Linked DNA regions of Homo sapiens: region 2 is linked to region 1. Evidence: chromatin loops called from intact Hi-C (ENCODE). Cell type or tissue: PC-9. All regions are shown on one strand. Each heading gives the region's core, and the rest is flanking DNA. Links, peaks and the distances in the headings are about the cores only.

Region 1 (16,725 bases), core at 1,706-9,705:
ATGTGGAAAAGTAAAATGCTGCATATAGCTCTAATTTCATAAAGGAATAATAACAAACACTGCATTTGAGAATGAATTTACCAACGTTGTCTCATTATTTATTACATTCCTCCAACTAAAATGGCCAGCTAGCATTTGTGAGTTCAGAGAATATAAAATATTTTAACTTTAATAGTGTGTAAAAGTTTAATATGAGGGGGCAAAACACTCTATAGACATCAATTTAAGCTTCATTCTCAGTAAATGTATATTAGTAAATATCTATAATAAGATCATTTCAATAGTTTTCATAACTCAGCACCCTGACTAGTAACATAATAGCCCCATGTCATAAAGCATACAACACTAGATATGAAAAGTCTTATTTTGTTTTTTCCTTTTTTTGAACAACATTGTTACAATTGTAACACCTGTAATTCAAGAAAAAAATTTGTTGAATGTGGTGAGAGGAAGCTAACCAATTTTAATGTAGGCATTTTACTATTCATTAGCATTATTTTACTACATAGACACATAATTAACAGATAAATAGGCTTTATTGCATTAGGGTATATTAAAATTAAATCTGCTCAAAAAATGGAAGGACAAGTTGGAGTATCAAATAAAAATTTATATCAAATACTTATTAATATGTTTGCAGAGAATTAGGTGGTAAGAGAATTAAAAACACAGAGACAAAAGAGAAACATGCCCTTGTAAAAACGCTTGTTGTCCACAGCTGGCTCCCACCCACCTTTTATTGTTTCAACCCCTTGCTCCCACTGAAAGTAAGCACATCTGTCCCTTAAAGTACTGTCTTAATTCTAAACTCGTTTCTCAATGTACCCTGTTTAATAGCTATGTGGTTACTTAGGGCCTTTTAAAATTAGAATATGATGCAGGCACAGCCATACCCTGATAGGCAGAAATAGCCAGAAGCCTACTACCTTTTATTTTTAAATTTATCAAAGTTAACATTGAATAATTTACAATGTGCCAATTTCCTAATAGAAAGAAACCTCCAAATCAAATTATTTTCATAGTAAGGTGTGTTTCCATAGGAAATGAAGCAGAGTTAGTTATTATCTGCACTTACTTTCTCTAGAATAGCTCCACTATTAGAATTGGATCAGAGCATAGAGTGTAAGTCAGAGATTCTTCTGTTCAATTATTGACTGTATATTTTATGCACCATGACAAGGAGCAAGTTATTTACCTTCCCTGAACAATGTTGTCTAACTTGTGATCTTTCTCAAAGGCTTCTTAAAGTTATTAAAAAGAGAAATATATTATATAAATTATTTAGATCATTATTTAGTACTTGCTAATTGGTAATTGCTCAAGGGACAAATTTTTCCCATATCCCATTATATTTTTATATAATAAAAATATCTTTGAAACAGAAACAAAGCTATATACCTTTTTTTTCCATTGAAGAGAAAGGTTTGTTCATTAAACAGCATATATAGCTACTCAAATGAAGGTTTTGTTCATTAAACATCATATATAGCTACTCATAAGTATTAAACAGAACCATGAGGAACAATGGAGCACATGATAAAGTAAAACTGTGTCTGAGAGAAGCAGCATCTTAAAACATTTGTGTGGCAGTTATAAATACTTGTCTAGCACTACCTTGTACAGAGTAGTAGCTCATTAAACATGTATTGAATTGATTTGACATTTTAAGAATTGGTGAACCTCTGCAGCAGAACATATTTAAAAACCCAAATTGCATCAACTTCACTTCTATTCATTCAATAGACAAAAATTGAAGACCTTATATAATGCCAGACATTGAATTAATTGCTATGATGCAAACATGAATATGACTCATACTTCAGTTTCAAGGAAACCTTAGTCAAGGGAGAGCTTGAAACCTTAAATAAAATATACCAGACCAATTTTCTTACTGGTCAGTTAACATAAACGAAAGTTTACCTAGAAGGCTGAAATGTCAAATATTTCTGTTCCTCATTTGAATTAGTAAAAAAACATCAGCAAGCTATTAGAAGCAATTTCCTGAGAAAAGTAACTTTTAAGATATATAATAATGTCATGACTGATTCAGACCAATATTTTGCAACCCGTGTATCTATCGTACTCTATTGATTTTCAATATGCACAACCAAGACCAAGAGGCATATCAAGGCACTCAAGTACCTTCTGAATCATCTTGAATTGATTAGGTGTAATGGAGTTCATGATTAATTGAGAGCATACCAGAAGTGTGTTGTACCTTGGGGTTTCACTCTGCCTTGTAAGGAAGTAAGAATTACAGTGAAGGGAAGTAAGAATCACATTACAGAATGTAAATGAAGGAAACTCTTAACATCCCTCCCCCACCACATTCATGCCTTGTTTAAAATCCTTCAGAAGTTCTTGTTCTTATAAGGAGAAAGGCAACCCCTTTAACCCATTTATGCCTCAGGTTGCAATTTTTTGAATTTTTGCAATCAGATCTTGGCTATGACATTGAGCAGTAGGATATAAATAACTCCCACATGCTTAGCGTTCCAATATTAGAACACTAGGCATAAATTTAATATAGTTTACAATGTCCTGTATGATCTGACCACAATCTCTCTAGCCTTACCTTCCACTAGCCTTCTCATCTCACTGTTGTGTTTCTCTCTTCTCCATCGCAAATGACAAGTTTCAGTCCCATTTCTTCCATAATTTATTTTGTTACAGAGCATGTTCATATATCCAGACAGTTGTTTCTACCTGGAATGCTTTCTACCCATTCTTCCTTTCATATTACTCCTTATTCTCACATGTCAAGCCATTTGAATCTATCAGTCACTCATAGTCATATTGTATCTTTCAGCCACAGGCTCTTTGCATATGCTTTCTATTCTAAATACTTTTCTATGCATGCCATCTTTCTTTTTATCTAGGTGTCTCTACTCATTCCAGATCAGCTATCCCTTTTCAAAGAAGTCATTCTTGCCTAGCTTATTAAATCAAATCTCTTTAAGTGACCTTATATCCTGATAGCTCTCTTTTGTTGCATTTATCATTGCAATAGATTTACTTCTGTGACTTTTAAGATGTTTGTATCTTCCACTAGGTTCTTGAAAGCAGACATTCTGTCTGCTTTTGCTTACTCTCTTAGGCATATGATTCATTTTTAGAGTACATTCATATATAGATATTCTAGTATACTACACAAAATATGCATATTAAAAACTTTGGCATGAAATTGGAATTTATTTTTAATTTTCTAATTTTAAACATCACTTGTATTTGATAAACCTTTTAAAGGTAATTTCTGCCTGCAGTCAGAATTAGAGAAAAGATAAGCCATTTTAATATGTTTTCTAGCACTTACTAAAATATTTTACTTATTATTTGTACTTCCAAAATTTTTGACCGACTGGATTTCCATATGGAATATTTTTCAACTTTATTCCTAGATATAGTAATGTTGACTGTAAAAACTTTGTCATTTGTTTAAAAGGTTTTATTTTATATATTTTCTATTAAAAGAGTGATTTTTACCCTACTATATAAAGGTGAAAGCTTTCTTTTCCAAATGTAACTTACATTTCTTTTTCAAATGTAATTTCAAATGTAATTATGGGGTTGTAACCCCATAAATTGGTAGATGAAACCAAAGATCAGTGATATGGGTCTAGATTGGAAGAGCCAAACAAATATTCTAAATTTTTATTTGTGTAAATTTACGGGATACAAGTGCAGTTTTGTTACATGCATCCATCACAAAGAGGTCAATTCAAGGCTTTTAGGGTATCTATCACCCAAATACTTTACATTATACCCATTCAGTAATTTCTCTTCACCCACTCTATCTCATCCTGTCACCCTTCTGAGTCACTATTATCTATCATTATACTCTCTATGTCCATGTTTCTACATTTGTATGTCCACTTATGACTGAGAATACACAATATTTGTCTTTCTGTGTCTGACATATTTCATTTCAGATAATGTCCTCCAATTTTGTCCATGTTGCTGCAAATGTCATAATTTCATATTTTTTTGGCTGAATAGTACTCCATTGTGTATATATGCCAAATTTTCTTTATTCAATCATCTATTGATGACACTTAAGTTGATTCAATGTCTTTGCTACTATAAATAGTGCTGCGATGAGCCTATCAGTGCAGATATCTTTTTGATTCATTGATCTTTTTTCTTTTGGGGAGATACCCAGTAGTGTGACTGCTGTATGAAATTGTAGTTATACTTTTAGTTCTTCAAGAAATCTCCATACTGTTGTCCATAAAGCTTGTACTAATTTACATTCCCACCAACAGTATATGAGAGTTCCCTTTTCTCTAAATTCTCACTAAAATCTGGTATTTTTTGTCTTTCTAATAGCCATTTTGACAGGCATATTATATCTCATTGTGCTTTTAATTTGCATTTTTCAGATGCTTAGTGATGTTGAGCATTTTTTCATATACCTATTGGTCATTTGTATGTCTTCTTTTGAGAAGTGTCTATTAATGTATTTTGCCCACTTTTTAATTGGATTACTTGTTTTGGGGTGGGGGGTTGTTGTTGGTGGGTTATTTGAGTTCTTTCTACATCCTGGATATTAGTCCCCTGCCAAATGCATAGTCTGCAAATATTTTCTCCCGTTCAACAGGTTGTCAGCTCTCTCTGTTGATTGTTTCTTTTGCTGTGCAGAAGCTTTTTAGTTTAAGTTCAGTTTGTCTATTTTTGTTGCGTGTACTTTTGAGGTCTTAGTCATAAATTATTTGCCTAGACCAATATCCAAATGAGTTTTTCCTAGGTTTCCTTCTAGTATTTTTATAGCTTCAAGTCTTATGTTTATGTCTTTGATATATTTTTAATTTATTTTTGTATATGGTGAGAGATAGGGGATAGGAGCCGTGTTTGTTTGTTTTTGTTGTTTGAGGGCCCCGTTTTGATTGCAGGAGAGGCCCGTCTGGAGCTGCCACTGCGAAGACGCGGGCTGCAGCGGGGGAGGCGGGGAGGGGGCTGCGCACTCCACAGAGCCAAGGGAAGCAAGGAACAGGTGGAAGTCCCGCCCCCTTCCGAGTTAGCTGGGCAGGAGCCTCCTGCTTCCCAGGTGAAGCTGCAGCCACCCAGCTGTGTGTGCGGACCCGGGCATTTCTGTGCTCTTGGGGGCCAGGGACAGGCAGGGTCCCCGCCTCCTGGGGTGCAGCTACAGCCGCCCAAGCCATGGCTACGGACCCAAGCATCTCTGCACTCTCCGGGCCCGGGAAGCAGCCCCTTGCCCCAGCAGGCTCAGAAGTGCCTGCTCTCACTGCCTGGCCTCTCCCGGCGCCCTCTCCGATCTCAGAGCAAAGTTGAGGCCAAGCCCAGGTGCTGTCACAAACCCAGTCGGCTGTGCCCACTCTTGGGGCAGTGCTGACACATCAGGCCCCTGCCGCCTCAGCCCTCTCTGGATTTTGGGCACTGACGAGCATGGGCTGTGACACCCTCTTTGGGGCTCTGCGGTTCCTGGCATCTCCAATCTTCTGGGCGCTACTGCGTTCCCTGGTGCCAGCCATGGAAGCTGCTTGCAGTAAGCCTGGTCTAGCCGCAGCCTCACAGGGAGCCGGCACCCGTGCGGGCACCTGGAGCTGCCCCACCCCCCGACCCCCAGCCGGCATGCCTGGCTGTGCGCAGTGGCCAGACCCCACCTCGCTCCCTCATACATCCCTCACTGCTCCACGCCTGGCTCACCCATGTCAGGTGTGACATCCAGGCCAGTAGCGCGAGCCAAGCGCAGCCTGCCAGGCCAAAACAGGCAGAACGAGCCCAGCAGGCCCGAGCAAAACTCAGGCAAAAGCGTCACCAGCCACAGAGGTTCCCAGCTGGCGAAACAACACCCCAAGGATCCTGTGACAGTTTCATTTTTCTTCATGTGGCCATTCAATCTTCCCACCACTGTTTATTGAAAAGGGTGTCCTTTCCCCAATGTGTATTCTTGTTTACTTTGTCAAATACCAGTTGGCTATAAGTATGTGACTTTATTTCCGGGTTCTCTATTCTGTTCCATTGATTTACGTGCCTGTTTTTTATACCAGTACCACGTTGTTCTAAGCCTTGTAATAAAATTTGAAGTCAGGCGATGTGATACCTCCAGGTTTTTTCCTTTTGCTTTGGATCACTTTGGCCATTCAGGGTCTTTTTGGTTTCATATACATTTTAGGTTTGCTTTATCTAATTCTGTGAAAAATGACATTGGTATTTTGATATAGATTTCAATGAATCCGCAGATTCAATGAAAGTATGGTCATTTTAATGATATTTGTGTTTCCAGTCCATGAGCTTGGGATATTTTTTATTTGTGTCATCTACAATTTCTTTCATCAGTGTTTCACCAAAGATCTTTTACTTCCTTGGTTAAATATATTCTTAGGTATTTATATTTATTTTTGTAGCTATTGTAAATGAGATTACCTTCTTGATTTGGTTCTCAGCTAAATTGTTGCTGGTCCATAGAAACACTACTGATTTTTGTATGCTTTTTTGTATCCTTCAAGTTTACTGAATTCATTTATCAAATTTAAGAGCTTTTTCTAGAATTTTTAGGTTTTTCCACCTGTAAGATTATATCTTAAATAAGCAAAGATAACTTGACTTGCTCTTTTCGAGTTTGTATACCTTTTATTTCTTTCTCTTGCCTTGTTGCTCTGGCTAGGACTTCTAGTACTATGTTGAATAGGTGTGGTGCAAGCGGGCATTCTTGTCTTGCTCCAGTTCTTAGGGGAAGTGCTTTCAACTTTTCCTAATTCAGTATGATATTGGCTATGGGTTTGTCATATATGACATTTATTATTTTGAGGCATGTTCCTTCAATGCCTAGTTAAATGAGGGTTTTATCATGAAAATATGTTGAATTTTATCAAGTGCTTTATTTGCATCTATTGAGATGATCATAGGGTTTTTGTCCTTCATTCTGTTTATATACTGTATCATATTTACTGGTCAGCATATGTTTAATCATCTTTGCATCCCTGGTGTAAAACCGAATTTATTGTGGTGTATTATCTTTTTGATATGCTGTTGTATTTGGTTTGCTAGTATTTTGCTGAAAATTTTGTGTCTATGATTATAAGGGATATTGTTCTGGAGTTTTGTTGTTGTGATTGTGTCCTTGTCTGGTTTTGGTATCAAGGTGATAATGGCCTCCTAGAATGAGTTAGAAAAAATTCCCTCTTCCTCAATTTTTTGAACAGTTTCAGAAGGATTGCTATTAGTTCTTCATACCTTTGGTAGAATTTGGCTGTAAATCCATCTGGCACTGGGATTTTCTTTGTTGAAAGATTTTTTTTTTTATTACTGACTCAATCTTGCTGCTGTTTATTGGCCTGCTCAGGTTTTTAAATTTTTTCTTGGTTCAATCTTAGGAAGATGCATGTTTCCAGGAATTTATCTATTTCCTTTAGCCTTTTTAGTTTGTGAGTATATAGTTATTCATAATATTCTCTAATGATCTTTTATATTTCATATCTCCTTTTTCACTTTTGATTCTACTTTTATTGTCTCCTGTCTCTTATTGGTTAGTTTATCAGTTTTGTTTGTCTACTCAAATAATCTAGTTTTGTTTTATCTTTTGTAATTTTTTTTTGGTCTTTTTTCATTTAGATCGGCTCTGACTTTGTTATTTCTTTTCTTCTGCAGTTTTGGTTTGTTTTTGCTTTTCTAGTCCCTTCAAGTGTATTATTAGATTGTTAATTTGTAATCTTTCTACTTTTTTAATGCAGATATTGAAGCTATAAAGTTCTCTCTTAGCACTGCTTTGCTGTATCTCACAGATTTTGGTAGGCTGCATTTCCATGCTGAGGGAATTCATCACCACTAGACGGGACCTACAAGCAACACTCAAAGGTATCTTAAACTTGGAAGTGAAAGGTAGATGTTCACCATCATGAAGACACCTGAAATTATACAGATCACTAGTAAAGCAATTACACAAAGGAAGAGGAGAAAGGAATCAAGTGGCACCACTTCAAAATTCTACCAAGACGCAAAAACAGACAGAAAGAAACAAAGAATTTATAAATTTTAAATAAAATTTTAGATTTATTAAATCTGTATAGTTCAGAGCTGTCTTTTTAATTCACAGCTGTTCTTTCAAATATTTTTATATGCACTAGACTGTAGTAATTCAATAAAGGGGGGAATAAATAAACCATAAAGAGAATGGAACGTTATAAAAATATCTGAAGTCAGTACAAGCTAGTAAGTAGGCCTAGACTGGAACACCATTGAATAAATGCAGAGCAAAGATGAACATATTTTTAAAGTAAAAATTTAGACTTCTCTTGATTTGGGAAGAAGTATTGTTAAGATCTTAGAACCAGATTTTCACTTATAATATGGAATTCATAGAATTATGTAGACGTATCAATTGCAAACAAGCAATGCAATTCCTGAGTAACTCTAATTTAATTTTTCTTACCAAAATATGACTAACATAGTGGCAGTAGGACAGAAATAGGTTTTGGTGGCATTAGAATATATTGAAACTCATAGCGACATCCCCAGATTCCTGGGGTGAAGTTAGATTTGAAGTATCAAGGGATCTCATTAGAGAAGATGCTTAGAAAGATAGCTGTGTATGTCAACCTTGAATTATAAATTCTTTTAAGCCATAAGGAGAATGCTTTCATCAGTCTTACAGACTTATGGAGTTGTACAGCTACTGATGGCCTTAGAAATTATTGATCTCACCATCTCATTCAGCCTACAAATTTTACAGATGTGAAAAATGAAATTTTTAGTCAACTAGCCCAAAGTCTTTTAGCTAAAGACATCCTTAATTGAAAGCCAGACTTTGGACTCTGGCTGTCAGGTCTCCATCTCTTTGTTACACACTTCATTGTATTAATATATTCAACTGGCCCATCACAAAAGAGTTACTTACTATGTCAAAATTTTGCTCATATAGATTTAAAAACATTGAAAAATACATGATATATAAAGGATTTTTTTTTCTTCATCTTCTTCACTTCAGTGAATGTATATTGAAACCTTTATTTTTTCCCTTTTAAACCTACTATCTACCATACTTTTACGGACTCATAGATTTTTGAAGGGTCCATTAAAAACATTAGTAAAGAGAAGATACAACCTTAATAAAATATTTTGTTGTAGTTATTTAATTGGCTTACTGCTCAAACAAACAAAAGGATATTAACTACATATATATATATATACATATATACATATATATACACATATATATATATACACATACACACACACATACATACACATGTATTTTTTGGCTCTGCCAACAATAAATTCATTTTTATTGTTTATTTCAGTTTTTACCAAGAAATATTATTATTCTGAAAGAAAGTAAAGTGGCACATTTTTTTCTTCTTAGTAATTATGCATATACATTTAAAATAAAAAAGAAAGGGTGTTTTTTTTTTGCCTGAAAAACAAGTAGAGGAGATATTACAGTACCCCTTTCGAACACCATCAACCCACCCTCACACACATACACATCTCATTTGCCTTTTGTATATATTCTTTCATACTTACATATATATATATATATATATATATATATATATATATATATATATATATTCTTTTCTTTTAATTCTCACACTATGTGGAGTTTTCACTAACCTCATGACATTTTATTTAATTGTTGTGAGCTCCTCATAGGCCTTCAGCAGATATTTATGAGTTCTTCAAAAAATTGTAGAGCACAAAGTTGTTATAATTATATCTATTTGGAAATAACCTGCTTAAGTGTTTTATATCATTATGTCACTTAGAATATCTTTAGATAGGTCTTACCTCATCTACATATTTGTCTTTATTATAATACTGAGATATGGGCTCATTTCTACTTATTTCCAAGAAATATTTAAGTAAAGTTTATTTTTTTTTCTTTTGGTCATTTATATAAGTGTAGTCCTGATCCTTAATTCTATTAACATTTCTTGACAGTAGTCAAGAAAATTCCAATTTAACTACAGTCATAAAATGTGATTGTTAGTATATTCCAGTCCTGTGGCACTTAGGACAAAGACAGTTTTACAGTGTTAACTGAATTATAAACTCTCCAATTCAGGTTTTTTTGTTTTTTTTTTTCCTGGTTGCCAGGTGTAGAAGAGATCTCCAGTATTTTTCACTTTCTCCTCATTTTTCTTCTTAGAGAAACTGCCTCAAAAATGGCAATATCTTCTTTGTGCTTAATGACCCTAACTTCATGAAGACTTGGCATATAGGTGAGCACTTGAATATTGAAATGAAGATATTATGAGATTTAGACTATATTAATGGAGGAAAGAATGCATAAAAAGTCAATATAGTTATTTTGTTGATATTTTTGATGGTACCCTGGTTCCCAATCTCCTTGAAAATGTTACTTGATTCTTCTTGTGTATCCATATGAATTGTAGTTTTTTATTGTGATAAAATATATATAACATAAAGTTTATTATTTTAAACCATTTTGGTTGTACAGGTCAGTATCATAAAGTATATTCACGCTGTTGTACAAGCATCACCATCATCCTTCTCTAGCACTTTTCACCTCCCGTAGTGGATCTCTGTTTTTGTTTTGTTTTGTTATGTTTTGTTTTGTTTTGTTTTTCTTTTGAGACAGAGTCTCACTCTGTCCTCCAGGCTGGAGTGCAGTGGCATGATCGCGGCTCACTGCAACATCTGCCCCCTGGGTTCAAGAGATTCTCCGGCCTCAGCCTCCCAAGTAGCTGGGATTACAGGTGCACACCGCCATGCCCAGCTAATTTTTGGCACTTTTTTAGGAGAGACAGGGTTTCATCTCTACTAAAAAATGTTGGCCAGGCTGGTCTCGAACTCCTGACCTCAGGTGATCCGCCCGCCTCGGCCTCCCAAAGTGCTGGGATTACAGGTGTGAGCCACTGAGCCCAGCCCATAGTGGAACTCTGTACCATTAAAAAAGAACTCCCCATACCTTTCTCCTTCCAGCCCCTAGCAACCACAATTCTATTTTCTGTCTCTATGAATTTGACTACTCTAGGAATTTCATATAATTAAAATCATACAATGTTTGTTCTTTTTTGTCTGGCTTATTTTACTTACCATATTTTTTTCAGGTTTCATCCATGTTGCAGCATGTGTTAGAATTTCACTTACTTCTAGATTCAATGCAATCCCCATCAAAATATCAACATCATTCTTCACAAAATTAGCAAAAACAATTTAAAAATTTATATGTAACCGAAAAAGAAAAGTGCAAATAGTGCAAGCAATCCTGAGCTGAAAGGACAAAGCTGAAGGCATCACATCACACTACCTGACTTCAAAATACATTACAAGGCTATAGTAAACGACATGGTATTGGTAAAAATACACACATGGAACAATGAAACAATTTAAAAAGCAGAAAATGTCATGTATTTATAACTAACTAATCTTCGACAAAGATGACAAGAGCTTACATTGAGGAAAGAGAACCCTCTTCAATAAATGGTGCTGGAAAAATTGGAGAGCCAAATGCAGACAAATAAAACTGGAATTCTATCTTCCACACATGCAACAATTAACTTACAACAAATTAAAGATTTAAATATAAGACAAGAAAATACAAAAAATACTAAAAGAAAATCTAGGAAAAAGTATTTTGGACATTTGTCTAGGCAAAACATTTATGAAGACCTCAAAAGCACAAGCAACAAAAACAAAAACAGACAAGTGGGGCTATATTAAACTAAACAGCTTCTGCACAGCAGAGGAAACAACACAGTGAGGAGAAAACCTGTTGAATGAGAGAAAATATTTGCAAACTATCCACCCAACAGGGGCCTAATGTCAAGAATATAAAAGGAACTCAAACAACTGAACAGGAAAAGACCAACTAATTACAAATAATCCCATACAACAGCGGGCAAAGGACATGAATAGATATTTTTCAGAAGAAAACACAAATGGCCACAGGTGTATAAAAAATGATCAGTCAATATCACTAATCATTACTGATTAAGTTAAAAGCACAATAAGCTACCATCTTATACCTGTCAAAATGATTATTATTAAAAAGACAACAGATGTTGATGAAGATGTGGAAAAAAGGGAACACTTACATATTGTTGGTGGGGGTGCAAACTATTAAAACAGTATAGAGATTTTCCAAAAAACTGAAAATAGTATTACCATTTGATCCAGTAATCTCATTACTTGGGTATCGGTCTGAACAAAAAAGAATGAATATGTCCAAGGGAAACCTGCACTTGCATGTTTATTGCAGCACTATCCACAATAGCAAATATGTGGAACCAATTAGTTTTCATCAATAGATGATGGAGTAGAGAATATTTGGTATATATACAGCATGGACTATTATTCAGTCATTAGAAAAGAATGGAATCCTGTCATTTGCAGCAACAAGGATAGAACTGGGAGGTCATTATCTTAAGTGAAATGAATCCGGCACAAATTGGCAAATATCACATGTTCTCACTTATATGTGAGATTAAAAATATTTGATCACATAGAGATAGACAATGAAACTACAGAAACTGGGAAAGGTGAGTCAGGGAAGGGAAGAGGATGAAGAGAACTGGTTAAAGGGTATAAACATACAGCAAGATAGAAGGAATAAATTCAATATTTATAGTAGAGTAGGGTAAATATACTTAACAAAAATATACTGGGGCTCATGTTATGAATATCCTAAATACACTGACTTGATTGCTATGCATTATATACCTGTAACACAATTTCCCACATATCCCATAAATTTGTGTAAATAAAAAAATTATTTATTCGTAAGACTGAATAATACTTCATTGTCTATATAGGCCACATATTGTCTATTTATCCTTAGATGGACATTTGGATTGTTTCCATGTTTTGGCTAGTGTGAATGGTGCTGTTATGAATGTTGGTACACAGACATGTATTTGAGCCTATGCGTTCAATTCTTTGGCTATATTACTAGAAGTAGAATTGTTATTTTTTTAAAGAAACCATGATACAATATTGTTAAGATTTGTATTATTTTAAACAGATGTTCCTTCACCTAGGATACCTAAGAGAGATTTTTTTTTTCTAAACAATCCTCAACTAAAAACTAATGCAATAATGATATCTAAAATAAATCTCTTCCAGGTGCAGCTCATGCCTATAATTCCAGTACTTTGGGAGGCTGAGGTGGGCAGATTGCTTGAGCTCAGGAGTTGGAAACCAGCCTGGGTAACATGGTGAATCCCCAACTCTACAAACAAATACAAAAATTAGCCAGGTGTGGTGGCATGTACCTGTGATCCCAGCTACTCAGGAGGCTGCACTGGGAGGGTCACATTGAGCCTGGGAGGTCGAAGCTACAGTAAGCAGTGATCATGCCAACACACTCCAGCCTGGGTGACAAAGTGAGACCCTGTCTCAAATAAATAAATAAATAAATTAAATTAATTAAATATTTGCATTCATTGTACAGATGGCGGACAAAGGACCTGATGTTAGGTTTGCCTGACAATGACCCTCTACATCATAAACAGCAACATAGCTCTTTTTTAATATTAATGAAGTGTCCATTAATTATTTCCTGTTTTCTTAGAACAGAAAAAAAATAGGAGACTTTTTGGAGTCCTTTAAACTGGAGATATTAGTGGTGTAGATAGCATGTTAGCAAGCAGGATTGGAGAAATATTTGAAAAACAAGAGTTGACAAGATCAATTTCCTGGATGTAGCATGGATGTTGATTAAAGAAACAAATTTTTGAGGTTAAATTACTGGATTACAATTCTGACTTCATTATTTACCAGCTGTGTGATCTTGGGCAAGTTACTTGATTTTCCTGTATCTTAGACTTCTCATTTATAGATTAGTAACAATATTTATTTCTTTGGTACTTTATAACAATTAAATAAATTGAAAGACAAGGCTCTTAGACTAATGGAACATAAGAAAAATATAGACATATTTGTTAAATATATTTAGAGGAGAAATATATAAATATTGTTTCCCAAGTTTATGGCAAAATGATTGAATGTTACTATTTATTATGATAAAAACCAATACAAACAAATATATACAGGAAGCATGTTTAATTTTAAATCTGCATGCAACATACATAATCTTTAATTTTAAGTGAAAATTGGACTGTCCAACTATGAAACTGAGAGATAAGAGATGAGACCTGGAGTCACAATGTGGAAATTCATCAGTGTACAGATTATATACCATAACATAGGGTCATTATATAAATAAAATGAGGGTCTTGTAGTGAGACCCCAGTAATCTACAAAACTTAAGAGATTTGCCAGTGTATACACTGCATACGATAACAGAGTGAATATATAAGTGATAAGAGGGCCTAGTGATGAAACCCCAATAATTCAACGTATCATGAAACCACAAATAGTTTTAATCCAACAGAAACTTTATGCAGCTCTGAAGCTCAAAAACTTTAATGGTACTTGCACCTTGTATTAGACCGTTCTGGCATTGCTATAAAAAAATACCATGTAATTTATAAAGAAAAGAGGCTTAACTGGTTGACAGTTCCACAGGTGGTACAAAGAGCGTAATGCTGGCATCTGCTCAGCTCCTGGGGATGCCTCAGGAAAATTACAATCATGGCAGATAATTTGTAAGCTCCCCTAAGAGGGAGCACTTGTCTTACACAGCAGGAGAAGGAGCAACAAAGAGAGTGAGGGAAGAGGTGCTACACACTTTTAAACAACCAGATCTCATGACAAGTCACTCATTATCAGGAGAACAGCACCAACCGGATGGTGCTAAACTATTAATGAGAATCACCTCCAAGATCCAATTACTTCCTACCAGGTTCCACTTCCAACATTCAAGATTAAAATTTGACATGAGATTTGGGTGGGGACATATATCCAATCGATATCACACTCAAAGACACTCTAGTCTTTAAAAAGTGGATATCATCTAAATAATTATTTAACTATATATATAGTATAGTATATAGTTATATATGTTTCCCATTGATAAAACTGCCATTGTGCTAGAGATTATATTTTTTAATATGAATACAAGTCAACATAATGTAAAGCAATAGAGGCAATCTTCATCAATTTATAGAACAAACCCTTGAAAGTAAATTTGGCTACCGAGTTTTTGCACCAGATAATAATGTTAAAAAATGGCTGCTAGACAATAACCAAGAACTCCTGGGCAGATTTACAGATGGAATGTTCCATAATTAAGTTTTCATGGGCTATATGAAAAGCAAAAGTAGTATTTAATAGAAGAATATTTAGCCATCCTCTGTCCACATTATATACCCAGATTGGCTGGAGTCATTCTATTACATTAAGGTGAAACATAATACTGGGGTCAGTTGTTTGCCTCCAGACTTGCCAGGGCAGAATACAGAAGCAGGCTTGAAAGTCAATTTTTGCCTAAGAGTTAACACCATTCTGTGAAAGGAAGAGTGTGAGAAAAGTGGACATTGACAGAATAACAAAAGCTCTTCTTGCAGAAAAGCTTCATGTCATCAGACTGCAAAGATTGGCTGAAGGGTAGTCGAACATACGGTAAGGGGCCCACAGACATTTTAGCATTGCCACTCGGGTTTTGGGAAACTGAAGTTGTTTCAAAAAGTAGATAAGGTTGTTCAAGGAAAACAAAGCTAACCTACAGTCAACAGTTCATTCATCTTGATTTAATTGACACAATATATACCATTCAGAACAAGTATGAAATGTCACTTGAAAATTAAACGACAACTAATATGAAATTTCACAAATTATCAGCTGGATAATACTATCACAAACCAATCTGATAATATTAAAGAGAGTAGATAACATAATGGTTAAGAGTAAGAGCACTGGAGTCATTCAGATAAAGGTTCCATTTCTGTCTCTCAACTTAATCACCTTGTGATCTCATGCAGTCTCATTATCCTTCTAAACTTGTGTCCTCTGTTGAATAGAGCCGTATCATAAGGATTTTATGAAGGTAAATGAAATAATGAATGTTAAGCAATCAGTACAATGCCCAGCTGTTGTAGTTGGATAATGACCCCCGAAGATGTCCATGTCTTAATCCCCGGAACCTGGGAATATGTTACCTTACTTGGCAAAAGGAAAGTTGCAAATATGATTAAGTCAAAGCTCTTGAGATGGAGAGATTATACAAATTGATCCAATGTAGTGACAAACGTGTTGATAAGAGGGATAAAGGAAAGCCAGAGTCAGAGAAGGAGATTTGAGGATTAAAGCGGAGAGTGGAGTGATGCAAGGCCATTTGCCAAATAATTCAGGCAGCCTCAAGAAGCTGAGAAAGACAAGCATTCTCCCCTAGAATCTCTAGAAGGAACATAGCAGTGCTGACCTGTTTTAGATTTCTAACCTCCAAAACTGTAAGAAAATAAATTGGCTGGGCGCGGTGGCTCACGCCTGTAATCCCAGCACTTTGGGAGGCCGAGGCGGCGGATCACGACGTCAGGAGATCGAGACCATTTTGGCTAACACGGTGAAACCCCGTCTCTACTAAAAATCCAAAAAAAAAAAAAAAAAAAAAAAAAAAAATTAGCCGGGCGTGGTGTTGGCCGCTTGTAGTCCCAGCTACAGGCTGAGGCTGGAGAATGGCGTGATCCCGGGAGGCGGAGCTTGCAGTGAGCCGAGATTGCGCCGCTGCACTCCAGCCTGGGCGACAGAGCAAGACTCCGTCAAAAAAAAAAAAGAAAACAAAATAAATTTGTGTAGTTTTAAACCATTAAGTTTGTAGTGATTTTTTTACAAGTATAGGAAATTAATATACTAACATAATTACTTAAATTTAGCTATTATTATTGAAAAATATGTACTTTACAA
Region 2 (16,725 bases), core at 4,998-12,997, 300 kb before region 1:
ATGAAGAAACCTCTAGATAATCAGTTTTACATAATTTTTGTGTATATACATTTCAATCAGTAAATATCAACTACAAGGTTAGTGCAATTACACTTGTTAGGGCACAGAGAATATTGGTATTTTTGATGAAATTAAGTCCATGAATACATATAGTAAAATGTAGAGGTTTTCAATTGGTTTACAGGAAGTCTGATTTTTACAAAACTAGATTAATGAAAAATCACGACTGAAATCACTCTTTCAATAACAAAAGATATATTTGTATGGTAGCTAGTTTAATTGGATTTGTTTTTCAAATTTGGACATAACCTTCAACATTGTGTGGAACACAGTGAGAAGTATAATGATTTTTTCCTGAAAACCCTGTCTTTTACTATGCAAACATGCAAGCATCAGATTTTTAATCAAACCAATTGGCTGCCATCTGTGACACTGGCAGAAAACTGAAAGTGTTGATTTATTTATTACTTGGTTTTGTTGAAAAAACTAGGTGACTCATTTATGCTAACATGGGAATCTGATTCTCAATAACTTCGGTGTTTTGTTTGTCCTTAGACAATAGAGATAATATATTCATTATGTTTCCATTTTAGTTACCTCAAGGTAAAATTTATAGAACTGTTGGACCAATTGAAAAACTTACTAAAATATGGTTTTGGGACACCTGTTGGGAACATTTACAGATCATTTTTTGGATTACATTTAGTCTTTAGAAAATATTTGATTCAATCAAACAGCATTACTTGGTATGGTGTAGAGAAAACAAAAATGTCATAACAATTTCAGTTTTCAGCCTGTCTTGTAAGATTTAACCCAAGCTACAGTGGGAAAACCACATAATTAGTCAATAAATCATGAGCCCAAAGTCTATCCTCAACCAATCTAATCATGCACATGTGAAACAATATCAAAGACTAGAGAAACATAATTTATGACATGAGATTGAAGGTGACTCTGAATCAACAGAATTTTATTTTTCTTTTACCGTGGCCCAAGTAATGTTTGAAGTAACCTTGCTTGGGAAGCTTTGTTGAATTGACACAAGCACAGAAATACACCAATAAGCACATACCAAAGTCAATTCTGAAATGAGTTACAAAACTGTTCAGTGGTGGTCTTCCTATTGTAACAGCTGATTTCATGGCTATGTGGAACCATTGGTTGGACACATAAAATGAGAGTATGTAGATGCGAGCCCTTTGCTGCTGGCAAAGCTTTAAAAATATGTTATTATTTTGTTATTATCTATATTTCCTCATAGCAGCTCCTCTTAAAGACTGTTAGTCAGAACTCAGTTGTTTATAAAAGAAATAGTAATAACATGCTACCTGGGCTAAAAGCAGGAAGTTGAGGAAAGTTTATGTTTAATTTTTATTTTATTTTCTTCATCTGTAAATAAAGTCATATTATTTGTGAAAGACCAAGGCCAAGGATCTTGCCCCTCATTCTATAATGAGGTCATCTCATATTATTTATTGCAAAAATCCCAGAAATTAATTATATTTGGGTCTCATTGAAGGGCATGGGCCAGAGATATGCATACAGAAATTGTCCCTCTAGCCTTCCTTTCATGACATGCATGAACTCTAGCAGTGGCTAGAAGGAAATTAATGGTTTGGGAGGTTGAGCAACAGACTTTGAGAGTTATTATTAAGCATGCTACATATATCTGTTAGCTGTGAAGGAAGACAAAAATTGACCTTTATCCTACTATCCTCCTTCTAGCTATGGCTGAAGATAGCTCTGTTATGTCAAATAAAACCACAGATTTTCTTTTACTGTAGAGTTGAATAAGAAAGCAAAAAAAAAAAAAAAAGAAAAAAGAAAAAAAAAATCTATCAATCCTGAAAAGAGTGAATCTAGACAGATCATATGGTAAAAATACAAACTGAACTCCTTCAGCTAAGGGGTTAATCGGTCAGGGTAGTGCAGGTGGTGCATGCATTTAATAATAGTTTAAGATATTAAATAATTAAATAGGTAATGGGAACCACCTTTATTTATTGGCTTTTGTTGCTTTTTCTCCAAGAAAATTTGGAATGTTTTCATCTGACATAAATTATTTTACTTAGGTTATCTTTATTTGAGTGAGAGACTTGTCATTAATGTACAGCAAAATTTACAAGTCACCATTCTTCCAAATACAAGACTGAATTGTTTACAGTTTTTCTAAGTGTTTTTGTGTGTGTGTGTGTGTGTGTGTGTGTGTGTTTGTTTGCTTGTTTTTGTTTTGAGACAGAGTCTTGCTCTGTTGTCCAGGCTGGAGTGCAGTGGCATAATCTCTGCTTACCAAAACCTCCGACTCCCAGATTCAAGTGATTATCCTGCCTCGGCCGCCTGAGTAGCTAGGACCACAGGCGTGCTCTACCACACTCAGATAATGTTTTGTATTTTTAGTAGAGATGGAGTTTCACCTTGTTGGTCAGGCTGGTCTTGAGCTCCTGATTTCAGGAGTTCTTGGCCTCTCAAAGTACCGGGATTACAGGCATGAGCCACCACGCCTGGCCAGTTTTTAAAGTATTTCATACAGTGTAACTAGGCAGTCAGAAATACCTGTATCTCAAATTCATTTAACTTTTCAATGAATCAATCTTCTTATTTTCTCAGACATATAAATTATCATAATACTTTACATTGAGTCTCTATGGTTGACTATATGCTGTGAAGGAAGGACATAAATACATGTGAGGAAACAATTATTGATATTTTTAAACTAACTAGAAAGCACCAAGTTATTTGTTAAATAAACAAAGTTAATTTTATCTACCTGTTCAGTAAGTGTTGGCAACTATGAATTAATCTTTGACAAATTCACTTACAACTAGCAATTTTAAAGACTTAAAGTTTAATTTTTATTATTAAAAGGGTATGATTATTTTTACTAAAATTAATAAAAAGATTAACTGTTACTAAATTAAAGCTCCTTCAAAAACATAAATGTATTCTTTAGAGAGTTAAAAAAAGTAGCAATAAAATACATTTTTAATTTAGTTAAGCTTACTTAACTAATGATCAAATAGATTAAGTTGTATAAAATTTTACAAACTTTATATTTTTGCATACACTTATCTTCCTGGCATTTTTGAAATAAAAAAAATACAAGTGCATAGGGCAGAGGAGGCGATTCAGTTACTTCTGCTATGTTATTAAATCTCTGGTAACCACTATACAATACAATACAATACAATACAATACAATACAATACAATACAATACAATACAATACAATACATGTAGACTCAGCATCCAAACTTTATTTTACCTTCAAGTTCTACCTGATAAAGTGGTGGAATAAAGATGGTATTTTCCATAACTGTTTAATAATAATCACATGTTTTATACCCATTGCTTTGAAGAAGAAACCTTAAGCAACTAGAAATGTCAATCTAAAAGGCAGAAAAGCTGGAAAAATCTCATGAAGACTAGAAGATTTACACTCATAAGATCATGTAAATTTATTTGGATATGCTGAAAAAAGAGGGGGTATAAAATCTAAAGTTTGGTAAATCTTTGCTTTACAGGGCTTCAAGTTATAGATTTTTCTTTTTTCCTTTTCTCTTCCCCTTTCTCTCTCTTTCTCTTTTTTATTTTTGCCATTTCTTCTCAGGAGCCCCTGCAATTTCAAACCTTGGAATTGAATTGGATTTGAGGAGGAAAACCCATATTCAGCTTTAATTCAAATGAATTTTACTACTTTAGACAAAGGTACAACACTCTATTCAAAAAAGTTATTGAAATCACATCTTTAAATCTGACCCAGCCACTTGAATAAATAAGTTGTGTTGTAGTTTCTCAGAGCAACCGCCGCTCATCTTTCACTCACCTTAACAATTTCTCACTTTTTTCTGCTTTTTTTTTTTTTTTATTTTCTGCTTGCTGAAATCGAGATCAATATTCATTGTTTTCTTCTGGGTTAACTCTTTTTTATGTTAACTGAATCAATTTTGGCTTTGTTTCTTTATGAAATTACTTTTAGATAAAGTATTGATATTGTCATTTATCAATTTTATTATATGTCTTTTGCTTATTAAAGGATTAAAATCCACCTCTAAACTTATTTAGATCAAGGTCAGTTTTTTTACTCCTCTGTAGAACTGTGAAGATAATATCCTATTCTCCTTTTCTTATGGTTTTATTGTGAAGATCTGTGCAAATAGCTATATAAAATGCAATTCGGTATTAAAGAAAATTGTTGCACGGACTACATTGATTAGAGTCTAATTTTTGGAAAGTATACTTCGCCTTTTCAGTAATTTTATTTTTCGGTCTATGGTGCCCACATTGTGTCACCAGCCAGCCGTATGCAGACTTACAAAGGACTACCCACTAAGAATAAAAACATGATACAACTTGAAGAAATTTTCATCAAACGTCTTTGTCTTATCCCCTTGTTATACAGACAAAGATGACAAGGGCCGAAAAGGAAGTGATTTTCTCATTGAATAAGAGAATCCGAACTGGCATCGAGGATATCTAATTTTGGGATGAAAATTGAGAGAAGACAGAATTTCAAGTCTGAATTATGACTTCACTACTGTGTCGTCATTGGTAGAATAAGGATAACAATACTTATCACACAGATTTGTGGTCTGAATCACATGAGAGACATAGATGAAAAATGTAAAACAACAATTAGCATGTGACATGCTCTCAGCAAATCAATTAATCCTTCATTCTTTTTTTCTCCCCTTACTCCTTTGATTTTCAGACTAATTTGGATCATGATTATTGGCCTGTGTCCCACCCATTATTCACATATAGAATGGGTTGCATTATCCTCTCCTTGGAAATATCTTTCAAAGTGGGTAATGAGAAAACTACTTTGAAGACTGTGCTGAAGGAAATGATGGCATGAACAACTCTAGATAATTTTTGTTTATTTGGATATAACGTGAATGGGCCCATACCATAAACTCCTATTAAGCTGAATCACCAAAAAAAAATTTGATATGAAAGTCATACATTGAAAAAATTCACTCTTACCACTGATTTGATTGATACTGAGCCTGTAAATATTTATTTATATGATGTTTGGCACTTTATTTTATAAAACTACCCTTTACTTAAAATAAATCATTGTATTCACATAACTTTCCAGGGCACTATGCATTTTTAAACAAGACAGTCAACTTACTATTTAAAAAACAAAGTCAGTCACCTAAATGACTTTCTGACTATAAATTTGAAAACAATATTCTCCTTGTAATATATGTGCCACCAGGGCAAGAATTACAAATTGGGAGCAGGTAAGAAAATTGTTGTTGACTCTCATTAGTATTCTAATTCTCCTTCAGTCAGATTTATAAAGTATGACCTATAGCATCCAACTCCATCATTTTCCAGTCATTCTTGAGACTGTCAACTCTATGGGCATTGTTTAGCAGCCTCGAAACACTGAACTTTTTACAGTCTTATTGGAGAGAAAAACACATTAAATGATCAAATAATCTTTTATGAGCTCAGAAAAAAATGCCTAACATGAACATTTAAGCATCTTCTGTTTCTGTGATTCCCATTTTTGGAGAGTAAAAATTTAAGAAACAAAGGGAATGTGTCTGGGGATGGTACTAATAATATTGAGATTTTACAATTTAGGTTATAATCAAGATAATTATGTATATATATAAAATTATATATGGTATAGTTTCAACTTCTAATCTTTTATCATCCTCTACCACATAATTCCTCCTATATTCTCTTTTTCTGACTGTGGCCTAATACCTCAAGAATATTGTATATGCTTGTCACTATATAAACTTCACCCTAAGGAAATTTCCATGTCAGATACAATAAGAGCAACGGAAGAAAATGTATCAAAACACATCTCCAATTTATTTGAATTTTTCTGGCCTAACCTTGTTGGCATGAGAGTTCCCACTTTGTATTATAATAGGCAAATTGATACACACTTTTCATTTATTCTAAATAATAGATTAGCATAGTCAGGAGGCTTGGATTGGCAGCTATTAAATACAATTTGAAGCCGTGGGATTTTATTAGGATTCTAAGGTTATTCTGTGACGATGGAACTTAATGATGTAAGAGTTAATTACCCATTGTCAAAAATCATTGCCCATCAAAGCAGTGAGACTGTGTGCTATGTCCAGTTTTATTCATTTCTTTTGTGTATCTGAATGGAACATGTGGTAAACACAACAGTAGAATATACCTACAGTCCCCTTAGAAACTCTTAAATCTTCAATTTATAAAAGTCATCCTAAGACGTTAAAAATAACTTACGAAAGGATAGATTCCAATGTCAGTGGGTGAGATGTGCTCTAGCTAGTGTGCACGAAAGAGAACATGGAGTTAGAATAATTATTGTAGGACTGTAGATTGTCATCTCAAGATCAGTGTCAAATACATTCATTCATGTAGTATTTTCACATGCATTCTGGTCTAAATATCCCAACATATCTTTCGTTTTGAGATCTGCAGAACAAAGTCAATGTCTGAATTTAGAGACTAATTTGACCATTTTGATTCAAATGTCTAAAGGCTAAACCAGAGCAATTTACAACATCCAATGAAGTAAAATTATATAATTAATTATATAATTATATAATTATATAAAATTTTATAATTAATTATAAAATAAAATATTAACAATAATTGAACATTGTTTACTTTTTTATCCTCACAACAATTCAACATGATATGTATGGTTATTACTAAATGTATAATACATTTAGTAATGTGATTTGACAAATCACATTTGTCAAATAAGGAATGGCTGAATTAAATGATTGAATGAAGGAGTGAAGGATGTAGATTGTTTAAGTACATTCAACTTGTAATGAACTGTAAACTTCACCCATAACATTATTAATATATCAGTGCTATCAACTACATTTTACATAGGATGAAAAAAATCATTATTTTTATTAATCCCAAGATATTTTATTTCATTATATAAATGAAATATTTTATCTGTTATAAAGACCTTTATTTTTGTTCCACTCATTAAATAACATGGTAAGACTGTTGTGTAATTGACTGAATAGTTAAGTCTAAATGGGTAAATAGCTGTTTATGTTAGTATTGCAGGGTAGCTATTTGATAATGAAATATACTTTTCTTACCTACTTGCAAAAAAAATTACATAAACAAGTATTTCCTAGAGTTCAAACACTGATCTTTTTAAGTGGCAAATTGTCCAAAAGAATTTAATTAATATAAACAATAAATTCACTTAAACAACTATTTACATGCAAAAGTAATATTTTTATTGCCCATTTGGAAAATAGTTTTGCTTTCTGGTTTATAAGGAACTTTTACTAGTTTAATTACTTGGGTGCTTTAAATGTTTTTTGGAGGCTATTACAAAATCACATCCTAAAATTTTAAAATGGAAAAATTATAATAATTGAATTTTTAATTCCTCATAAATATTTTAAAAGTACACATTGTTCCATGGCTTTTGCCTTTAGAATAAATACAACATTTTTATGTAGAAATATATTCTTGAAATGTAACTAGCACATAGTCAGTGTTTCTTAACCATTTTGGGGTCCTGAAACTTTTTGATAATGATGAAAGCACAGAGATGCTATCAAGAAAAATTTACCCACATAGGAACACACACACATACACACAGACACACACAGAGTTTGCTTATAAGCTCAGGAAGCTTAAAGATCTGCTAAAGATTATGCTTGGGTTTGCCATGAATCATAAATACCAAGTCAAATACCTTTGAATTTGATTCTTAACAAATCTTTGTGGCTGAGAAACCATGAGATTTCATTCTGGCATGTCCCCAGAATGTAATTATCAATGAACAATAGCCATTGAAAAAATCTGAACAGATATTATTGAGGCTCAAGGTTGTTTAATGGCACAGATAATATAATTCAAATCATGACCCCAGGGCTGATGAAGTCTTGTTGTAACGTGTAAATGGGGTGGGTGATGGGAGAGAGAAAACAAAATAATTATTTATGTTAAATCATACATAAACAGTAAAGCCAACACAATAAGTAAAATAAGAGAAAGTAGAATGCTTGGGAGGTCATATGTTTCAAATGTATGCATACACAAAAGAGTAAGCAACAGGATACTTCAAGAGTAAAATGGGAAAAAATCATATTGGGTAAATAGTATCACCCCAAAGTGATAGTCAAAAGTACCTATGTTTGCCTAGTTCTCAGATTACAACTATGATGATAATTTAGATAAACAAGCAGAAAACAAAACTATAGAAAAAAGTCAAAGTGACATAAAACAATTACTGGTGTTTCAACAGAAATAAACCCAACATCAGGATTTATCAAATATATGAAAAATTATGAAAGATTATAAAACACCAATGATTAGATTATGTTATAAAGACACTATGAAGAGATACTAAATGATATTCTTTTCATCTGTGGTTACTGCTAAAAAATTCTTTCATAGAAATTCTTGGATTTTGAAATTAGTTTAATTCCAAAATATTTTCTTTATTTTGCAAAAATGTAAGACAAATGTATAGGATATTTTTCTCTGTTGTTATGCAAGGATTTATTATCACATTGGCCACAGAACACATAGAATGTTAGTTTTGTAGAAAATTTTAGAGATTTTAATACCAGGATGAAATAATAGTATCATTCTATTTCAGGTTCTTAAGCAACATTCCTAAGACTAGAACCTTATCTTGAAAAATTATGATTTTAAACTTAAGGGAATTCAGGTAAAGGAAATTGACTAGGTTAAGGCAAATACATCATGTTTACTGGTAAAGATAACATTATTTAAGGAAGGTAAGATACTCTTATCCTACATATACGCCAGAAAAATTGCTTCTCCTCTGAAAACTACCATTATTTTTGCCAAATATTGTAGCTTAGTTTTAAGTTTTTCTCGGCTGTTTCCTCTGACAGTTCTGTGGTAAAGAAGAAACATTATAGGAAGCATTTTTTTTTCCTACAGAGTCTGCCATATGGAGAAGTAGAATGAGAGGCCACCTAGGTAATGTGATTTATTAAAAGTTCTCCATCCCAAAATATATGTCCCATCTGTGGGCTAATGTCTGAAAGTCCTATGATTAAACTCACTTTTATGTAAGATAGTGAGGCCCCAGAGAGCCCTCGAGAAATGCAAATAAACTATTACTGACCTCCCTTGGATTATGATGAAAACCGTGGAGTCTTTCTATTCTCTGTCAAATGTGGAGGTCATGGATCCTTCTTGGCACCTAAGATTAAAACTCATAGAATGTGCTTTAACTTCTGTAGGCACATTTCCTTTCCAATTAGAGTGAGGTGTTGAATATTTATTTATTTGTTTATTTTTATTATACTTTAAGTTTTAGGGTACATGTGCATAACGTGCAGGTTTGTTACATATGTATACATGTGCCATGTTGGTGTTCTGCATCTTAAGAGAAGACTATTTATAAAATTTATTGCTTGTAAGATTTGTTTTTTGTTCTCTTACTATTATGAAAATCACGAACTTGGGAATAAGGACACTCTGGGCCCGGCGCGGTGGCTCACGCATGTAATCCCAGCACTTTGTGAGGCCGAGGCGGGAGGATCACGAGGTCAGGAGATCGAGAGCATCCTGGCTAACAAGGTGAAACCCCGTCTCTACTAAAAATACAAAAAATTAGCCGGGCGTGGTGGCGGGCGCCTGTACTCCCAGCTACTCGGGAGGCTGAGGCAGGAGAATGGCGTGACCCCAGGAGGTGGAACTTGCAGTGAGCGGAGATAGTGCCACTGCAGTCCGGCCTGGGCAAAAGAGTGAGACTCTGTCTCAAAAAAAAAAAAAAAAAAAAAAAAGGACACTCTGAACAATTGAACAAGACTACGCTGAAAGGCAGAGAAGAAGTAATTATGAACAAACTGTTCATGAAGTGATCAATTGAATTTGAAACAGAACTTTTCCTAGCTTCTAAATGATTAGAAATTTCAGCTTTGGTTTAACTTAAAAACTTAGAATTGTCAATTCTGTCCAAGTCTCTGAGTCATGTACAGAACTCAAATTATTACATCATTTTTTTACTTATCTGTATTATTTCTCCATTTAAAAGTGGACAAATTTTTATACTATATCCTAATAATGATACAAGGTGACTTGTAGGACTCTGGATAGAAAGAGATGGCCCAGGATACAGAGGGCACTCCTTAAATAGCTGCCAAATAAATGACATTAAAAAATGTATAAAAAGGTATGTTAAGTAATTAAAAGTGTCAGGCATTATTTTCCTATTATGAGACATTTTATATTATGGTTATTTACTGTAATTGCATCCAAAATAATTCATAAAACATTTATTTTTGTACTATTAAAAATCTAAACAATAATAACCAGATGGAGGAAAATGATACCATCTGATTTAATTATTAACTTGAAGGTCAGTTTCTACAACTTATTCTCATTTATGTTTATCTGATTTGGCCACAGTTTCTTACTTTCTCATATTTTGCTAAGCTTGTGGATGAAGCCGCATGTCTCTTTTTTTTTTAACCTGGCATATAACACTGTCACTCTATTTAATTATTACCCATCATCTACCTACTTTGAAACTTTGGAGGTTTTATAAAAATTATGAGTATTTAATCAAAGTTGTCTCTTTATCATTTGCCAGTGAAAATATAAAACCTGGCTGTTTTATTCTATTGTGCACTCTAATTACATAACCAAAATCTTTTTAAAAATTCTTAGTTCTTTTAGAAATACCATTTGACCCAGCCATCCCATTACTGGGTATATACCCAAAGGATTATAAATCATGCTTCTATAAAGACACATGCACACGTATGTTTATTGCGGCACTATTCACAATAGCAAAGACTTGGAACCAATCCAAATGTCCAACAATGATAGACTGGATTAAGAAAATGTGGCACATATACACCATGGAATACTATGCAGCCATAAAAAATGATGAGTTCATGTCCTTTGTAGGGACATGGATGAAGCTGGAAACCATCATTCTCAGCAAACTATTGCAACGACAAAAAAACCAAACACTGCATGTTCTCATAGGTGGGAACTGAACATTGAGAACACATAGACACAGGAAGGGGAACATCACACACTGGGCCTGTTGTGGGGTCAGGGGAGGGGGGAGGGATAGCATTAGGAGATATACCTAATGTTAAATGACGAGTTAATGGGTGCAGCACACCAACATGGCACAGGTATACATATGTAACAAACCTGCAAGTTGTGCACATGTACCCTAAAACTTAAAGTATAATAATAAAAAAATTCTTAGTTATTTGAAAATAGTTTTTTTGAATTCACAAACTTGCAGGATGAAAAAAGTTATTAGTTCCTGAAGATATAACATTGATTTGTCTTTTTCTTATTTGATATCAGCTAGCAGTAAAATTGTGAACAAATCTGGTAAATCTTTTGGTGTTGCAGGTTCATAATCAGTTAATTGAGTGTATTCACTATAAATTGCTTTAATTAAGTGATGTTTGCCTAAGAACAAGTTTCATTTCATCTCATGAAAAAAATGTTACTTTTTGTATTAATCAGTGGAATGTTTAAAGAAAAAACTGGTTATCTTGAAGCTGTCAAATAATTATAAGAAATCTCTATACATTACGTTTTAAAATACATAAAACCCATAAATTCAAGCTTATTAGTTTTCATTTTCAGCAAGGTTTATACAGAGAAAATAAGTAATACAAATTAGTTTTCCAGAAAATCTAATTTTATGCAGATAAAATCTGAAAATCATATAAGTCCAAGATGAAACTGATCTCAAATTATTATTTTGAGGTGTATCCATTTATTTAAAAAAGCCTCATTTTAGCTAGCAACACTATGTAGAAAAATATTTTAAATAAGACAGAGCATTAAAATAATGTATTCATTGATCTCATAAAGAATAGATGATCAGATTTTTTAAAAGTGATTTTAATTAAATGGACATGTTTCTCTTTAGCCAGAAATGACTGAGAAATTTTGAGTTGGAATTGATATAGGGGAATCCTTGGAACTATGTGTGAATATGTGTGTGTGAATTATCTGTGTATATTTACATAATTTACACTATTCACAGTCCTTGTTTTTCTTGACTCAAATAGCTATCTCAAGTTTCGTACACTTTTTAGATCTCTATGTAAATACATTATTTCATTTGTGGAAATATATTGAGGCCTATATCAATAACCTCAAACCTTTTAAACACTTAGAGCAAGTCAATATGACTTGTTCTGTTTCAGCTATCTGAAATTTAAAAATTTGACAAATTTTTAAAGTACCCAGTTCTTGGAAAAAGAAAAACAAATAAATTGGAGATTTGGATCATATGGGCTATGACTAAATGAGACAAGGCATACATGCTGACATTTGAAGGATTTATGAAAAAAAGTCCACTGTGGAAAACTGATAGTTTTTCTCCTTCTTTCTTGAATATGTTTAGTTAATTTTGTGGAAAGAGGAAGGCAGCTCAGTTTACAAACAGCAGTGGGTTGAAGGCAATGCTGTTTATATTCTTGAATTTCAATATCTACAAAGATGTCATCATTAGATTTTATGTGTTAAAAAGTGGATTTATAGTCTCTAATTAATAAGGTGCATATGTCAAGACTCAGGAAAACAGATCACTTACGTAGTTCTCCAAAAACGAGAGTCCCAGATTCAATAGGAAGGCATGCAGAGTGTTCTCTATAAACCCAGCAAAACCATAAAAATTGACTGGAACTTTTATTTTTCAGTACAACAATAATAGTATTGAAATACCTAAAAAGGGCAGGAAACAACACAGAATAATCTACGCTTGTCATCATGTTTTCTAATCTATAATCTTTCAAACTGGATAAATGGGAAGTTTTGGAATTTTACTGTGGTACAGTCTTAGTTGCTCCGTGGTTGTCAAATCTGTCTGCACATTAGGATCACTTAGGAAGAATTTTAAAAGTATGCTGATGCCTGGAAACTCCAGAACAATTATGATAACTCTGAGCATGGAGCTCAGGAATGGGTGAAATTCTTCCCCAGAGATGTTAATGAACAGCCAGACTTAAAAACTAGTAATTTAGACAAGTGTGAGCAGAGGTTAATAATGTTGAGATGAACTGGGCTTAATATTTCACTAACAAGGTCAGAGTTTTGATACATCACTTAACTCAAACTTTGAGATTCTTCATCACTGAAGTAGCAATAATAATAGTCATTTCTGTTTTAATACTTCATAGACTTGTAAGGATGTAATGTAGTGTTTCTAAAAGGAGTGAATGGACAATCTGCATCAGTGTTAACTAAAATACATTGAAAGTGCCAATTCCTAGATCTATCCTAGATTTACAGGGAAGAATTCAGTAGTCTGAAACACACATTTTCAATATATTGAAAAGATGATTCTTTTGCATGATGACTTGTTATAATCATTACTTTCATAGGTAATGGAAGTACCGATTAGGAGAGTACCAAATACATATTAAACACTCAGTTCATGTAAGCTATAGGCCAATAAACACAACTTTGGGGTTTACTGATGTTTTCCAACATCCGAAATAATAGCTGAAATTTAGAAACATAGTTAATCACACAAAAAATGTTGCATACATACTGTCTAACTACCAGTTTGGTATGTTTGGGGCTGGTGTTATGAAAGACTATTATATGATTAATACAAAGTTATAATTTTTGGAGTCTTTTAGTGTACCCAGAGCCCATGAGTTTTTATTTTCTTTTTGGAATAACAGAAATTAGGTTGTGGTTCAGTGGAATTACAGAAGCAAGTGTTTTAGATGTTCAAGTTTAAAAAATGAGAAAAAAATGTTTTACATGAAGAAACTAATTATTTAAATTCATTTTTCAACTATTTAATGTTATTTTAATATAGTCATATCATCCAGAAAATCCCATCTTAGACAAATGGGTTTTCAATAAATTATTATTATAGTTAGGAGGCAATGTATAATAGTGATAAGGGGCATAGATTTTGAATTACACAAACCTGAAATCCAATGCTCTCTCTTTCATTTATTAGTTATGTGACCTTGGACAAGTTAGTAAAACCCTATTTTTCATATGCTCTTTAGCTTTTTTAATACCTCTTACCTTATATGGTTGTTTAATCTATTAAATAGACAGTGAAATGCACATGAAATCTTCACACAGTGTCTCATAGTTGCTTGGAACATATTTATGTAGTAAGCATTGTTCTTGGCTGAGCTTACATTAAGTGATCTGTAAATTAGAAGTTATTTGTTATATTTGTTTCGTTTCCTTATTGCCCTAGATGCCTTTTCTCTGGACCTAGATAATTTAGTCTCACTCTGTGGCCTTTACCCTTCAATAAATATGGATTATTAATATAATTTAGCTACATAATTCCTAAGGAAATATTAATTCATAAAGATTGTTAAATTGAACTGAATATCTTTGCTAAGTCACAGGCATTGATTAAATTAGATAAAATTGTCATTTTCCATTGATTTTGTTTATATAAATAATATTGAATTATTTATATTCTTATTTAGTCTAGTAGATTGACAGGCAGTTTTATTAAGAAATGAATCAAATGGTAAATTTTGAATCATCTGGTAAAAATGGACAAAATTTAGTTTTATCTTGTGGTCTGGAAATACACCCTAAATTATTGGGTCAAGTTAGTGAAAACTGTTAAATTGATTATGAACGTAGGCACATTACTTATAAATCCCCTTATGCTAACTTAAAACTTGTGAATGTTTAGTGTTATCCAGCTATAATTCTTCTAAACATGTCTTGTAATTTTTAAGTTTGCATGAAAATAACTCCATCCTGAGTATACTCATTTCAATAAATTATTTGTCCTGAGCATACTGTAAGAAATTTAGTAAAGTACTAATTGAATTTAGTGATTAGACTGTGATTAGACTATTACAAATTCACAGTGCTTGTACAATTCAGATATTATTTTGCTTTGAAGTCAAATAGAGGAACCTTAAATAATTTAAATAAAAATAATTGTTTTTATTAAAGTTTATACAGCAAGATAATAAATTCACTAATGTGAAATGTTGATATAGTATGTACAACTTGTTTCTTAAGTTACTAAAAATGTATTTTCCTACCTACATAATGTCAATCTCTATTGCTCCTAACACATGAGTGGCTAAAATTGCAAACTTAATCACATAAATAATGAGATTAAAGTTAAAATGAAAAAGTGGTATGAGGACTATTGTTTGTGTTAAGTGAAATTATACCTTGTAAAATTTCATATTATGAGAGCAATATGTAAATTTCATTGCAACAATGGTTATTCAATTTACTGATGAAAATCAGAAGAATGTTGAAAAATTAGTGCATTTATAATAAATTTAATTATTCATAAAAAATTAACATTGATATATATATTCATAAGGATAAAAGATATCAAAATAATTAAACAAATTTCACTTTCTTCTTATAAAAGAAAATAATTTTTATGGTAACTAATTTTAGTAGTGCATCAGATCAACACTATTGGGCACCCAGTTATTTGGTGGTACGCTGAGTGAAAATATGTAGCTTTATCTACATTACCTTGGTTTGGACAACTGAAAAATTTGCTAGGAAACAAATATTACAAAATATGTTGTTAACTTTTCAAAGATGATCGGTTTAGATTGCTTTAACTTGAAGGACACTTATATTTTGTATCACTTTTGTAGCAAACACATGACTCATCATTGCCCAAATCAATTGCCCAAATCAATTCAAACATCTCATTGTAGTTCATCCCATGGCAGAAAAGTGTTTATCCACTTAGTAAAATGGAAAACACTAGAGCTTCAGGTTTAATTTGAAATTTTAACTTCATTAAGAATAAACTTGACCTGTTTGTTCTAGTAAGTAAAAACACTAGATACGTACCAAAATTGTCTTTTGACCCTCTCAGGGAGTCAAGTTTTGATTTGCTTGAATACAAGCAAGTCGAGCTATGGTAATTTGCAATGCTGACAGGAAAGAAGAACTTGCTTGAGGCAAAATCATGAAGTACAACTTTTCCTCTGCATCCTTTTACCTCATGTTTGTAACATTTCCCCTGTTGTTATTTTTACACATCTGGATGCTCAGAAAGGCCTCCTTACCACAATAATTGAAAGGAGTACTTTGTCAATAGTCAGAATTGAATGAGAGATAGGTTGTTGGGAATATTCAGGGTGAATGTGTCTTTTCTACTTTGACTATATTTACCATTGACTACAGTAACTCAGCAGAAAGTTAGAGGGCAGCATACATACATTGGTTTATGGATTTAATGAAAATATCCCCAACCATTACATTACAGACAATTCATATATATGTCTTGAAAATCTTCTTGACAATTTGTGACAAATTTTCTAAATGTTTTTCCAAAAATAGTTGGTTCTTGTAAGTGATTTTGATATGACTGATTACCAAATTATGGTGGGTAAAGATGCCACATGCAACAGAAAATGTGTCTAATTATGTTTGTTTTAGAGCTTAAGAAATGTTAAGAAGAGAAGTTACAACTGCATTAATAGGATTTTAATTTTTATTCAAAATGGACAACTTATTTATTATGTACTTCTACACACAGCTAAGCTTATAGATATTTTCATTTAAAGAAAAACTATTTGTTCATTTTATTAGCAGATATCAAATGCCCTTTTGAAAATTGAGACTGATTTCTAAAACAAAAAAAAAGACTTTAGGAGTTTTAATTATTTTTAATATATTGCTTCTTTATTAAAAAAAGATACAATCCTTCAATGTCATTCAACAGTATTAATTGTTAAAGTGTGGGATATAGTTTACATTACCGAGTTTATTTTCTAAGGGT

Evidence for each region. Hi-C counts contacts between places; a loop is a spot of excess contacts. Peaks named below come from ENCODE experiments on the same cell type or tissue, not always from the same donor. Only the 100,000 strongest peaks of a DNase experiment are listed, where the experiment ranks them.
Region 2: it touches region 1 in a loop (3.0-fold over the local background); 3 of 110 quality-filtered maps call a loop at or near these places.

Annotation. Positions count from the first base shown.
Region 1 is chr12:86,259,534-86,276,258 of GRCh38, forward strand. LOC105369877 (a long non-coding RNA gene) reads left to right here and starts at 2,480. Exons shown (of 3, transcript XR_001749240.2): 1 at 2,480-7,815; 2 at 10,106-10,178; 3 at 11,031-12,731. It also overlaps a transcript of MGAT4C not described here. RefSeq lists an enhancer at 4,762-5,445. In PC-9, for the core only: no CTCF peak of the experiment used is centred there; a DNase peak (open chromatin) is centred at 5,778; H3K4me3 peaks cover 1,749 bases; H3K27ac peaks cover 1,445 bases.
Region 2 is chr12:85,955,858-85,972,582 of GRCh38, forward strand. MGAT4C (MGAT4 family member C) reads right to left here. Exons shown (of 5, transcript NM_001351288.2): 5 at 1-16,725. Among named protein-coding and RNA genes, the nearest start is that of NTS, 90 kb to the left of the region's middle. In PC-9, for the core only: no CTCF peak of the experiment used is centred there; no DNase peak of the experiment used is centred there.